Regions from separate parts of the Homo sapiens genome. Here regions 1, 2 and 4 are each linked to region 3. Evidence: chromatin contacts called from ENCODE Hi-C or POLR2A ChIA-PET data. All regions are on one chromosome and are shown on one strand. Each heading gives the region's core, a stretch centred on a gene start or an enhancer-like site at or near the end of the contact. The rest is flanking DNA. Distances are from core to core; before and after follow the strand shown. Region 1 holds the start of HABP4 (hyaluronan binding protein 4). Region 2 has its middle 66 kb from the start of CTSV. Region 3 holds the start of ZNF510 (zinc finger protein 510). Region 4 holds the start of SUGT1P4-STRA6LP-CCDC180 (SUGT1P4-STRA6LP-CCDC180 readthrough).

Evidence for each region. A loop is a pair of places that touch in the nucleus more often than their neighbours do. ChIA-PET counts read pairs that join two places held with the same protein, here RNA polymerase II (POLR2A). Pooled maps may share reads with other maps.
Region 1: a map of CD8-positive, alpha-beta T cell shows a loop between it and region 3 (5-fold over the local background). The contact joins the promoter of HABP4 here to the promoter of ZNF510 in region 3. A Hi-C loop is called at or near these places in 3 of 168 maps with a recorded cell type or tissue (CD8-positive, alpha-beta T cell, Caco-2 and PC-9), 2 of 37 single-sample maps with no recorded cell type and 16 of 50 pooled maps. POLR2A ChIA-PET finds 5 or more read pairs at or near these places in 4 of 52 experiments (CD4-positive, alpha-beta T cell, CD8-positive, alpha-beta memory T cell, HepG2 and 1 more).
Region 2: a loop to region 3 is called in a pooled map, with 2.7 times the contacts of the local background. The contact joins the enhancer-like site here to the promoter of ZNF510 in region 3. A Hi-C loop is called at or near these places in 6 of 50 pooled maps.
Region 4: a loop to region 3 is called in a map of CD8-positive, alpha-beta T cell, with 8 times the contacts of the local background. The contact joins the promoter of SUGT1P4-STRA6LP-CCDC180 here to the promoter of ZNF510 in region 3. A Hi-C loop is called at or near these places in 4 of 168 maps with a recorded cell type or tissue (CD4-positive, alpha-beta T cell, CD8-positive, alpha-beta T cell and naive thymus-derived CD4-positive, alpha-beta T cell) and 9 of 50 pooled maps. POLR2A ChIA-PET finds 5 or more read pairs at or near these places in 3 of 52 experiments (CD4-positive, alpha-beta T cell, CD4-positive, alpha-beta memory T cell and activated CD8-positive, alpha-beta memory T cell).

Annotation. Positions count from the first base shown.
Region 1 is chr9:96,448,862-96,451,561 of GRCh38, reverse strand. It overlaps HABP4 (hyaluronan binding protein 4), which reads right to left and starts at 1,393. Exons shown (of 8, transcript NM_014282.4): 1 at 934-1,393. The coding sequence starts at 1,282. RefSeq lists silencers at 876-925, 1,006-1,065, 1,076-1,615 and an enhancer at 1,896-1,975.
Region 2 is chr9:97,104,094-97,106,793 of GRCh38, reverse strand. No RefSeq gene overlaps it. Among named protein-coding and RNA genes, the nearest start is that of CTSV, 66 kb to the right of the region's middle. Within about 2 kb of position 1,398, at least 2 of the 41 ENCODE cell types and tissues checked have a DNase peak (open chromatin) inside an H3K27ac peak, as active enhancers do.
Region 3 is chr9:96,776,817-96,779,516 of GRCh38, reverse strand. It overlaps ZNF510 (zinc finger protein 510), which reads left to right and starts at 1,430. Exons shown (of 6, transcript NM_014930.3): 1 at 1,430-1,483. RefSeq lists a silencer at 1,570-1,669.
Region 4 is chr9:97,237,138-97,239,837 of GRCh38, reverse strand. SUGT1P4-STRA6LP-CCDC180 (SUGT1P4-STRA6LP-CCDC180 readthrough) reads right to left here and starts at 1,412. Exons shown (of 45, transcript NR_036529.1): 1 at 1,271-1,412. It also overlaps the pseudogene ANKRD18CP, the pseudogene SUGT1P4 and the pseudogene SUGT1P4-STRA6LP. RefSeq lists enhancers at 1,011-1,170, 1,179-2,004 and a silencer at 957-1,251.

The sequences.
Region 1 (2,700 bases), core at 144-2,643, 330 kb after region 3:
AAGCCAAGTTGAACACACTGGCAAACGTCGGCAGGAATGGTCAACCTACACATCTTAATCCTAACACTCTGCAAACCTTGGGACCGCTGCCTCATTTCAAGAAAACAGGAAACACAGGTGGAGTGTTGCTGGCTCTGCCACTGACGCAGTTCGGTGAGAGAATGAACTCTGAAGCACCCTCCCCGTCCACAGGCAGCAGGACACCACGCTGCGCACCGGTTTTTCTTGCTAAATAGGGAGTGGGGAACTCCGAATATTCTTGCTGGAAAGGTTAAAAACGCTTTTCTTAAAGCAGCCTTGAGCTATTTATAAGTTGCACATCCCATCAACACCACACGAAGTACTGAAATACGATGCCGGCTGCCTCCTGGAAGCTACCGGACGGAGAAGGGGCGAAGGCGCCAGGCCGGACCGCGCCGGGGACCCCCGCCCGGGCCCCGACGTCACAGGCCGCCCCGCGGTCGCCCAGGCCTCCGGCATCACAGAGGCCCCCAGCCCCGGGACCAGGCGCCCTCCTCCTCCCCACCGCGCTCTCGGGTGGCTCCGACCTCAATCTTGCAGAGGCTGGGCTGGAAGATGAAGGTCCCCGCCAGGTCTGGATGTGGGAGCCCCGGGGTAGCGACCTCAGCCGTTCGCCCCCACACGCCACCCAGACAACCTCCCTCAACTTCGTCCAACTTGCCGTAGAGCCTCAGTGCCAGGGTTCGAGGGCCCTATCCCACCCCAAGCCAGCGTTTCCCCCGGAGCCCCGCACGAGGCTGGCGAGAGCTGGAAGGGGTGTGACCCCTGCCCCTCTCCTCCTACCTTCGGCGGCCACCAGGACCCTCAACTCTCCCTACTGTTCCCGGGCCCCTCCTCCTGAAACCGGCCCCCGGGACCCCAGTCTCACAGCGGGCCGAGCCGTGGTCCGCTAACCCCGCTGTCCCCGCGTACCCGGCGCCTGCAGGCCGCCCCCGGGGCTATCGGGCCGCTGAGCGACGGGCGCCGGGAGGCTCTTGCGCTCCTTCTGCGACTCCCTCCGGCCGCCCGCGCCGGCTCTGTGGCCCGAGGCCCCGGCTGGGCTCCTGCCGCCGCGGGGACCGGCCCCGGCCGCCGCCGCCGCCTCGTCGCGCCTCTTGCGCTGCAGCTGCTGCTGGCGCCGGCGCTCGGCCTCGCGCAGGATGTCGAACGGGTCCGACTCGTCGTCCAGCAGCTGATGGAAGCGGTTGGCCACCACGCAGCCGAAACTCTCCTGCATCGCGGCGCCAGCGGCAGCCACGGGACTCCCCAGAGCGCCCTTCATGCCGCCGCGACCACTGCGGGCCCGGGAGGGCAGCCCACGCGAGCGCGTCTCAGCGAAGCCGGCGGCCAGGACCCATGCCGCCCGCTCCGCCGCCACCGCCCTCCGGGCCCTACCCTGTCCGGCCCCTACCGGCGCCCGCCCCCGCGGCGCCGCCGCCGTCCGCCCCGCTGCGCCAGACAGCCAGTCAGCGCGCGCGGGTGCGCCCCCTTTCCGACACGGCGCGCCTGGAGACCCAATCACCGACCGGCTGCTGTCACGTCACGCGACCTCTGGGCCCCGCCCCGTTCGCTCAGCAGGGAGGGGCGGGGCCCAGGGGCGGAGCTACTGGCTGGTCCAGGCGGCGCCGACGAAGCGGTGGGGTCTCGGCTGTGTGTGCTTTCTCCCGGGACTGCGACCGTATTTGCTATGGGCCACTCTGCTTTGAAGCTTATGTATACATTTAGCCGTGCAACAGCTACATATTGCGCACTTACCGTGTGCCAGGCATTATGTTGTAGGAAATACTAGCTCCGTGTTGTCACAGATCTGAGTCTGTAGATGGAGAAAAAGTGCCCTGAAGGACAGGCGCAGAGCTCTCTACGGGCTGCAGCAAAGGGATCTGACCTAATTGGGAAATGACAGTTAAGCCGAGGGAGAGGGGTGACAAGGGGTTGGAGGAGGAACAGCAAGTGCAGCAGTCTTGAGGTGGGATGTGCACAGCCTATTCAAGCTCAAAGTGGTCTCTATTCTAAGAGCAGTGGGAAGCAAGTTTTGAGCATGAGCAGATTTGGGTTTGAAAAGGCCACCCTACCTGCACTGTGAACTAATAGTTTGGAGGGAAATACAAATGGATGCTGGGAAGCCAAACATGATTGTTGCAAAGCTCCAGGGAAGAGTTGATAGTGACTGGGATTAGGATGGTGGCGGTGGAGGCGAAGAGAGTAGATGGATTCAAAGACTTGGTGATGCGCTAGAGGTGGTGATGAGGGAGAAGAAGATACGGTGACTCTTATTTTCCTGGCTCCAGCATCTGAATGATAGTATTAGTTACCACTGGAAGACACTACTTTAACGGGAATCATTAATTCAGTCTGGGACACGTTGAGGTTTGGATATTTGTTTTCTTTTGAGATATTCAGTTGAGGCCTGGAGCTTAGAGAACGCCGGACTGGACTTCCTCCAGGAAATCTTTGCATAGGCAGCGGTGGAGACACGCTTGGCTGCCTATCCTACAGCCGTTCTTTCCCTCTTACATTTTTCCAGAGCCTGTATTTTGTTCAGGCATCATATTCCCCAGGGGAAGAGGGCCCCTTCCAGCCTCAAACTTGATTAATCATACATTATTCATTGCACCTGATTCCAATTCCTTGCCAGTAATTGGCTTAGGAATAGGCTGTGGGGCAAATCGGGCAGAACAGATCTGAGAAGTATTCTGGGAA
Region 2 (2,700 bases), core at 149-2,648, 330 kb before region 3:
TCCTCTTGGATGTCAGACCAAACTCAACAAGTGATAGTTTTTGAAAGTTAGCTGCAATGTGGAGTCTGAAATCTTGTCAGTGAACTTTTTGTACACTTTTACATTAATATCCATTGATTATCTTGCACTTTGGCTCTATTTTCCTTGACATATTTGAAAATATTTTATGACTGAACTATGCAGAATTTTCAAATATTGACATTTCATACACTATCCATAAATCACATTCATTCATTTCACCACAGATCTCCTTAGAAACGTTAAGTCATCAGAACTTCTGAAGCTCACCTTCTGAATACTTAATGATTCCAAAGTTTTCCAAAGTTCTAATTTTTGCTTGAAAACATGAATTCTGTTAGTGGCAACAGTGATGGACTTGCATCCTTCATTTTCAAGACAGCTTCTGCTAACTATTCTAATCTGAAAAATCAGTTTGTCCACCCATCATTCTTTCAAACCAAATGCTGTTCCATGCAGCTGGTCCTGCCCAGACTCCCGAGCGCTGTGCCTTGAGGCAACCATCATGCTACAATACGCAGCAGCGAAGCTTTGTGGACTCCATGCATTTCATCACTCAGAATACTAAAGAGGCATTTTTTATAGGGGCAGGATGAAGAAGACTAATAAAAGTAACTATCTTTAGTGCCTCGTTTTCAGGACATTCTTTTTTTTTGAGATGGAGTCTCGCTGTGTCACCCAGGCTGGAGTGCAGTGGTGCGATCTTGGCTCACTGCAACCTCTGCCTCCTGGGTTCAAGCAATTTTCTGCTTCAGCCTCCCCAGCAGCTGGGATTACAGGTGTCTGCCACCATGCCCGGCTAATTTTTGTATTTTTAATAGAGATGGGATTTCACCATCTTGTCCAGGCTGGTCTTGAACTCCTGACCTCGTGATCCACCCGCCTCAGCCTCCCAAAGTGCTGAGATTACAGGCGTGAGCCACCGTGCCTGGCCGTCCAGGACATTCTTAAGAGAAATTGCCTTTTTTTCTTTTAATCCCCAGTGTGTGGCAGGGAAGAATGCTACCACTACTAATTTGGTGCTGGTGCCCCTGCCTTGATCTGTGCCCTGGTGCCAGCCATTTTCTGTCATGCCTTTTGCACCCAGAGTGCAAATATAAACAAAGTTGTTCCAGAACAACCATGATATTCAATAAAGTTATTTAACTCTGAATATTTATCACTACTTACATTTGTTGCTGAGCATTCACATTAAAAAAAATCCTTTGAAGAGTAGTGGGTGCTGATACAAGTCCAGCCAGGTCTGTAGATTTGCTCATTTGTTCGGTGAAAGTCAAATTCTATAAACAAGATACCAGCTCAAACCATATGTTTGCAGTTGAATCTTTAACTTGATGAGTCAGAGTAACATCAGAAGTGGCACTGCCCTGATTTTTCCTGATGTTTCACCCAGTGGGCATTCAGCAGTGTCAGCTACTCAAGAGAAATTGTCCACGTTAAATATGTGCAATTCCTTGTGTGTCAATTGTAACTCAATGATGCTATGAAAAATAAATTTTAAAAAGAGTTTTTTACTGTTTCTGCTTCTGTGTGGGCTTCTCCAGCCAAAGCACTATGATAATTTACCCTGTAAGAGATTTCAGTGAGTTTCATTTCAAGTTAGAAAAGCTGGAACAATTTTTCACTTTTGAAGAGCTCATAGTACATACATTTAAAATATTCCATTTTTTTTCTTTAAACACTGAATGATTAGTCTCAAATGTTACCTGACTTTTTTAAGTGATAATTTATTTTTTGATTCTTGATACAAGTTATTTAACAAATACCAGGCCGGGCACAGTGGCTCATGCCTGTAATCCCAGCACTTTGGGAGACTGAGGTGGGTGGATCACCTGAGGTCGGGAGTTCAAGACCAGCCTGACCAATATGGAGAAACCCTGTCTCTACTAAAAATACAAAAAAAATTAGCCAGGTGTGGTGGTGTATGCCTGTAATCCCAGCTACTCGGGAGGCTGAGGCAGGAGAATCCCTTGAACCCAGGAGGCAGAGGTTGTGGTGAGCCGAGATCGTGCCATTGCACTCCAGCCTGGGCAACAAGAGCAAAACTCCGTCTCAAAAAAAAAAAAAAAAAAAAAAAAAAAATATATATATATATATATATATACATATATATATATATATATATCTCAGTATTGCAGCTACAGTGTATTCTTTATCTCTGTTACTTGCATTTTTATTTTCTTCCTTTAAAATTTATTTTATTTTATTTTTTTAGAGATGAGGTCTTTCTATGTTGCCAAGCTGGTCTTGAACTCCTGGGGTCAAGTAATCTTCCCACTTTGGCCTCCCAAAGTGCCGAGATTACAGATGTGAGCCACCATACCTGGCCCATTTTTATTTTCTTCATGGTGCTTTTGCCTTTAGATGAAGAGAAGATTTTTAAATTTTCATAAAGTCCTATTTATAATTTTTGAGGAGTTAGTGCTCTTTTAATGTTATAAAGCTATTTCCCTTCTACCTTTTAGAAGTGCTTAAATTATGTTGGGCCTAAAGCTACCTCTTTTTGTATTTTAAATTTGAATCAAAAGGTCTCTCCATACATAGTGAACTGGAACAGATTGTAACCTACTCTTGTGCCAAAGGCTGCCAGCTGTTCAAACCATGTTCAAATAAGGCACATGCCAAACTGTAACCAGTCCAATTCTGTATCTCTCTTTTGCTTTCTGTAGGTCACTTTCTTTA
Region 3 (2,700 bases), core at 181-2,680:
TAGTCTTTTCCTCCAGTATCTATTAAAGTGTTTTTCAGTGTCAACAGTAAAATTTTATACCTTGATTCATATATACTGCACTAGTTTACTGTTGCCATTAATCTTTTTTCTTGCTAATCAAAACTTATCATTGCCATATAAAATAACCTGTTAGAAAGTATCAACCGTGTGTGTGTGAGTGTATGTGTGTTACTAAAAAGAGTGTCATAAAATACTGTGCTGAGAGGTTCCTAATTTGGTTCCTGATTTCAGAAGCATACCACATAAGATTTAAGCAAGCTCATCTCTAGGAGATGCATAATTTGTGGATAACGGTTTTCTTAGTTGGGATTGTGTGTACTTCAGGTATTATGTAATGCTGAACAGCTTACTTGCTTTTTCTTTTTTTCCCCCCAGAGATAAACTGAGGATCACAAATATTATTCTTTTATGTTAATAATGGTTTCCATTTTCTAGTATTTGTTACATTTTACGGCTTTATTCACAAAGCTGTTTATGTATTTTTGTGGCAGCTCTAAGTTAAAAGGCACACTTGTAACATTACAGTCCCAATTTTCCCTTTATCAACTTTATATTATAAAATTTTCCAACACATAGTCAATAAGCATGTCCATATTCTAGAAGTAGATATTCTTAACATTTTGCCATACTTCCCATTTCTAATTATTTTTTAAAAAGAACTTACAAACGGGCCGGGAGTGGTAGCTCACGCCTGTATACCCAGCACTTTGGGAGGCCAAGGCAGGCGGATCACTTGAGGTGAGGAGTTCGAGACCAGCCTGGCCAACATGGTGAAACCCCGTCTCTACTAAAAATACAAAAATTAGCTGGGCGTAGTGGCGGGCGCCTGTAGTCCCAGCTACTTGGGAGGCTGAGGCAGGAGAATCGCTTGAACCCGGGAGGCGGAGGTTGCAGTTAGCCGAGATCGCGCCACTGCACTCCAGCCTGGGCGACAGAGTAAGACTCCGTCTCAAAAAAAAAAAAAAAAACCAAAAAACCCAAAAACTTACAAACATAATACAATCCTAAATACTTACATAGACATCTCTTTATGAATAAGCAAGATTACCTACATAATCCCAATGCTGCCACAATTAATTAATAATTCTAATTTCCAGTCCGTATACAAATTTTCCCAATTGTTTTCAAACGTCTTCCGCGGCTCTTGCTTTCTGTAACCACACGCTGCATTTGCTGTTATGTCATCAAGTCTAACCCACAACCTCTGGGGCTCTGACAGAACCCGGGCTCCAGTTATCAGGACGGTCCATGTTATTACGCCATAAATCTTGGGGGAAAAACAAACAAAAAAACACTGACAGCTGGCGCCGTACTGCATGTGAAACGTAGTCTTGCATGTTATGGGTTACCGCGCAGCATGCTGGGAACGGATATGCGCGTTTTCGTCTGCGCATGTGCAGTCAACCCCACTTTCCGGCTTCTCCCTGTTAGTGTTTGCTGGTGCAGAGGGTTCGCAGCTCAGGTGAGAGCGCCGGGCCTCCACGCGGATTGCGGACCTGCAGGGAGGGATGTGCTAGTGTCCAGGGGGCGGGAACGCGACGTCCCGGGAACTCCCCCAAAGCAGGCCGTCGCTCCCTGTGCCTCGGCCGGCCCGGGACCTCAGCCTGAGAAGGGCCGGTGGGGGCGGGCTCCGGGGGCGTTAGGTGGGGCTGAGTCCTAGTTGGAAGATGCTCGGTGCGGGCCGAGGTATGGGCGCCAGAATGCAGCCAGGCGTCGGAAAACGCGGTGCTGGCTTCAGGAGGGGAATGCGCGTTTATTGTATTGACCATGAACCTGCCACAAAGCGCGTACAGCCCGTGGGTCTGCGGTGAGAGGCCGAGCCTAGGAGCTAGAAGGACCTCGTGAATTTTGGCTCTGTCACTTGAGCGTTTGAAAATGAGGATATTAGTAAAAACTGCTTTGTGTCGTTCAGAGGTAAGCCATCCCCTGTAAAGCATTTAGCTAAGCGCTAGTTACTAAGCAGCATGTAAATGTTGATTCCCGTTATATTTGGAAGACACTTTGTTCTTTTCATGTAGTATTTCGTTTAATTCTCACAACCACCCTATTTATATCATTAAAAATGAAGAAGGAGGAGTGAAAAGATAGAGCCAAGCTCACAAAGGATGAGAGAGCTAGGATGTCAATACATAAACACTTTACTCCCCGAATCAGGCTGTTTGTAATGGCCTACCTACCTAACCCAGCATTGCAGCCTTCACAGCACTGAGTGATTGTCCCCAAAACCCCAGGACAATGATTGTGAAGTCAGTGTGGACAGAATCTTACTATGTGGCAAGTGTATTTGTTGTGGGGTTTCTGGGATGTCTCCAGAGCCTCTGGGTTAGACTGAGGCCCCTGCCACCTCCTGTGCTGTCCCTCCTGTCTCTGTCTTTAGAAGTCAGTCTGATATTCTAGGGCAGTGAAGATGAGTCACATACGTAATTTTAAATGTTAAACTAGTAGCTACATGAAAATCTAAAACATGAAATTAATTTTAAGAACATACTGTGGTTTTCTCAGTGTATCCAAAATGTTATTTCAACATGTGGTCCTAGCCACATTTCCAGTGCTCAGTAGTTGATGTGATTGGAGGCTGTAGTCATGGATAGCAGGGTTCTAATTAATGCCAAGAGAATCAGGTTTAAGGCCTTAGGTCACTTCTTCACCAGGAGGATTTTGCTCCCTAGGGAACTTTGG
Region 4 (2,700 bases), core at 163-2,662, 460 kb before region 3:
CTTATTGCTGGTATCTAAAGGTCTATATATTTAGATTCAAAAAACATACCTGGGCCCTAAAAGGCCATACAGGACGTGGCTCCGAGTTTCCTGTCCAACCTTATCTCCTAATCAAATGGGCCCTCTAATAAAAAGGGCCTTTTTGCTGCTCCATACACAGGCCAACTTCATGCCTACTTCAGGATCTCTGCACTGGCTCTTGGTCCTGCCTGGAATGCTCTTTCCCCAGAACTTCTAAGCGAATTCTCTTGCTTCTTCAGGTCTCTGCTCAAATATCACCTTAACAGAGGCTCCAGCACCCTATGGCACATTTCTTATAAAAGCCATAGCTAGAAAAGACGCCGTCTTGCCTCAAATTGTTAACGTTACTTATGTTAGATTATAACAACAAAACAGGGTGTCCTTTTTTATGTGCTTTAAAGCAAAAAACAAACAAACAAAATGAAAAACAAAAACCTCCTGGTTAAATTCTGTGACCCACAGCATCATTTATCTTTAGGCTCTTCTTTAACTCCTATTATTTAACTCTTGCTCTTTTACATTCCTTTACAGCTTTATAGTTTGTCTTCACTGCACACCTGCAAGAAGTGATTTCTTGGTTAGCTAAGTATATAACTAAGACTAACCCATAGCAATCAGCGCCTTTGCACACAGCAACTCCTAAAACATTTTTTGATGAATAAACAAATGAGTGAATAATGAACTATGACAAGACATCTGGAAAGTTTCAGGGACGTGAGGGAAAAGGTTTTTGTTCCAGTAGACTGACTTCATACCGGCACTTTTACATAAGAATGGCAACAATGATGTCAAACGAAAAAATTAATTTTCATCGAGCCCAGAGTCCACTTTTCTCTTCTAGTCATAACTGCCATTAAAAAAAAAAAATCCTTTCAGCCCAACTACAGTTGTCAACCATGTTCCCAATAAATGGAGGAGGTTTTTCTCAGAAGTGCAGGAATGCAAGAGTCTGGAAATGGAAAGGGCAAGACAGGAGTCTGAGGTAACGCGAGGAGACTGAGAATCTCAATACTGGGGCGGACACGCAGTAACCACAGGACCCTGGGTCCCAATCAGGTGCTGCTGGGAGGAGGCGCGTCAGCCAGGGGTGGAGGAAGCAGAAAAGGCTCTCTCACCTCTAACGCCGCAGTGGATTAGAGCATCTGAGAAGCTCTGGAAAAAACCTCTCAGGAAAACAACGACTTCAGCAGGACCCACTAGCCAAGGAAAGGGGATAAAATAAATAGCAAAGGGAAGGAAAAACACGCACCTCTGGGATGCTGCAGGTCCTGTTGCAGCCGCCGCCATCCCTCGAAGCCACCGTTGCTTCTGCCAGAGCTGCTACTAGCGCGCTTATCAGCTCCGCCACCGCCCAAGGGGGAAACTTCTGCAGAAACCCCAACCGAGCTTCCGTCGTAAGTAGCCAACGAGCAGCCACGCAGCGTGCTGCTAGCGGGGCGGGAGGCTACGCGCGGGCGCGTGGCCTGCTGGGGCAGTGGAGGACCGAGTCTTCCCAGCCCGCACCCTGGCCTGGGACCCGCGCTCCCAGTCCCGGGACCCGCGCTCCCAGTCCCCGCCCCTAGCAGCCATGGTTATGGAGGCCCGGGCCAACACGTTCTCCTTCTCTTCCACCGCGCCCACTGCTGCGGTCACTCGGACCAAGCCTCCAGGAGTAGTAGCTCAGAAGCACTTTTGTAGCATACCGTTACCCCTCAGGAGCTTAGCGGTTAAGGGCGTTTGCATGTCTTTTAGTAACACAAGCTCCAGGCCGGGCGCCGTGGCTCACGCCTGTAATCCCAGCACTTTGGGAGTCCGAGACGGGTGGATCACGAAGTCAGGAGTTCAAGACCAGCCTCGCCAAGATGCTGAAACCCCGTCTACGAAAAATACAAAAATTAGCCGGGCGTGATGGTGGGCGCCTGTAATCCCAGCTACTGGGGAGGCTGAGGCAGGAGAATCGCTTGAACCTGGGAGGCAGAGGTTGCAGTGAGCCGAGATCGCGCCACTGCACCACAGCCTGGGCGACAGAGCAAGACTCCTTAATAAATAAATAAATAAATAAAAAATAAATAAAATAAGCTACTTCGAGCTCCGTTTTCCCTAGGTTTTATCATGGCTGCCACAGGTGGCCAAGCCCTTTCGTCTCCGTGATGTCACTGGAGGCTGCGTGGTCTTTTCAGGGAACAGAGGGGCCTGGATGGCGCCTGGATTCCGGCGATCGTTGCGCTGGGAATGGAAAAGGGCTGGGACTCGCTGGAAGTCGTTCTGAACTAATAGAGCTAAAGGCCTTCTGGTTCCTGGGGAGACGCGCCTGGCCCCCGTGTACTATTCATTCCCTTCCTCATAACTCCACAGCCCAGGCTTTCTTCTTAGTGGGCTTCCTAGACCGAAAGTGATCTCAGGGCCGCTTTGTTTCCCATCCCGGTCGGTCAGGCCCTCCGTCAGCGCCCTTTGACCCATGCAGATCGGATGGGGAAAGCTGCCAGCGCCTTCCAGGGATGGGGGCAGAATGGGGAGCTGGAGGGAGTGGTCTTTTTCTAACTTTATACCACTATCAAACTGTGTTAATTCATGTAGCTTTATAATAAGTCTTGAAGTCCTGTGACTTTATTCTCCCAAGATTGCTTTGGCTTATTCTAAGGCTATTGTATTTGTAGGTGAATTTTGGAATTAGCTTGTCAGTTTAAAAAAAAAACAAAA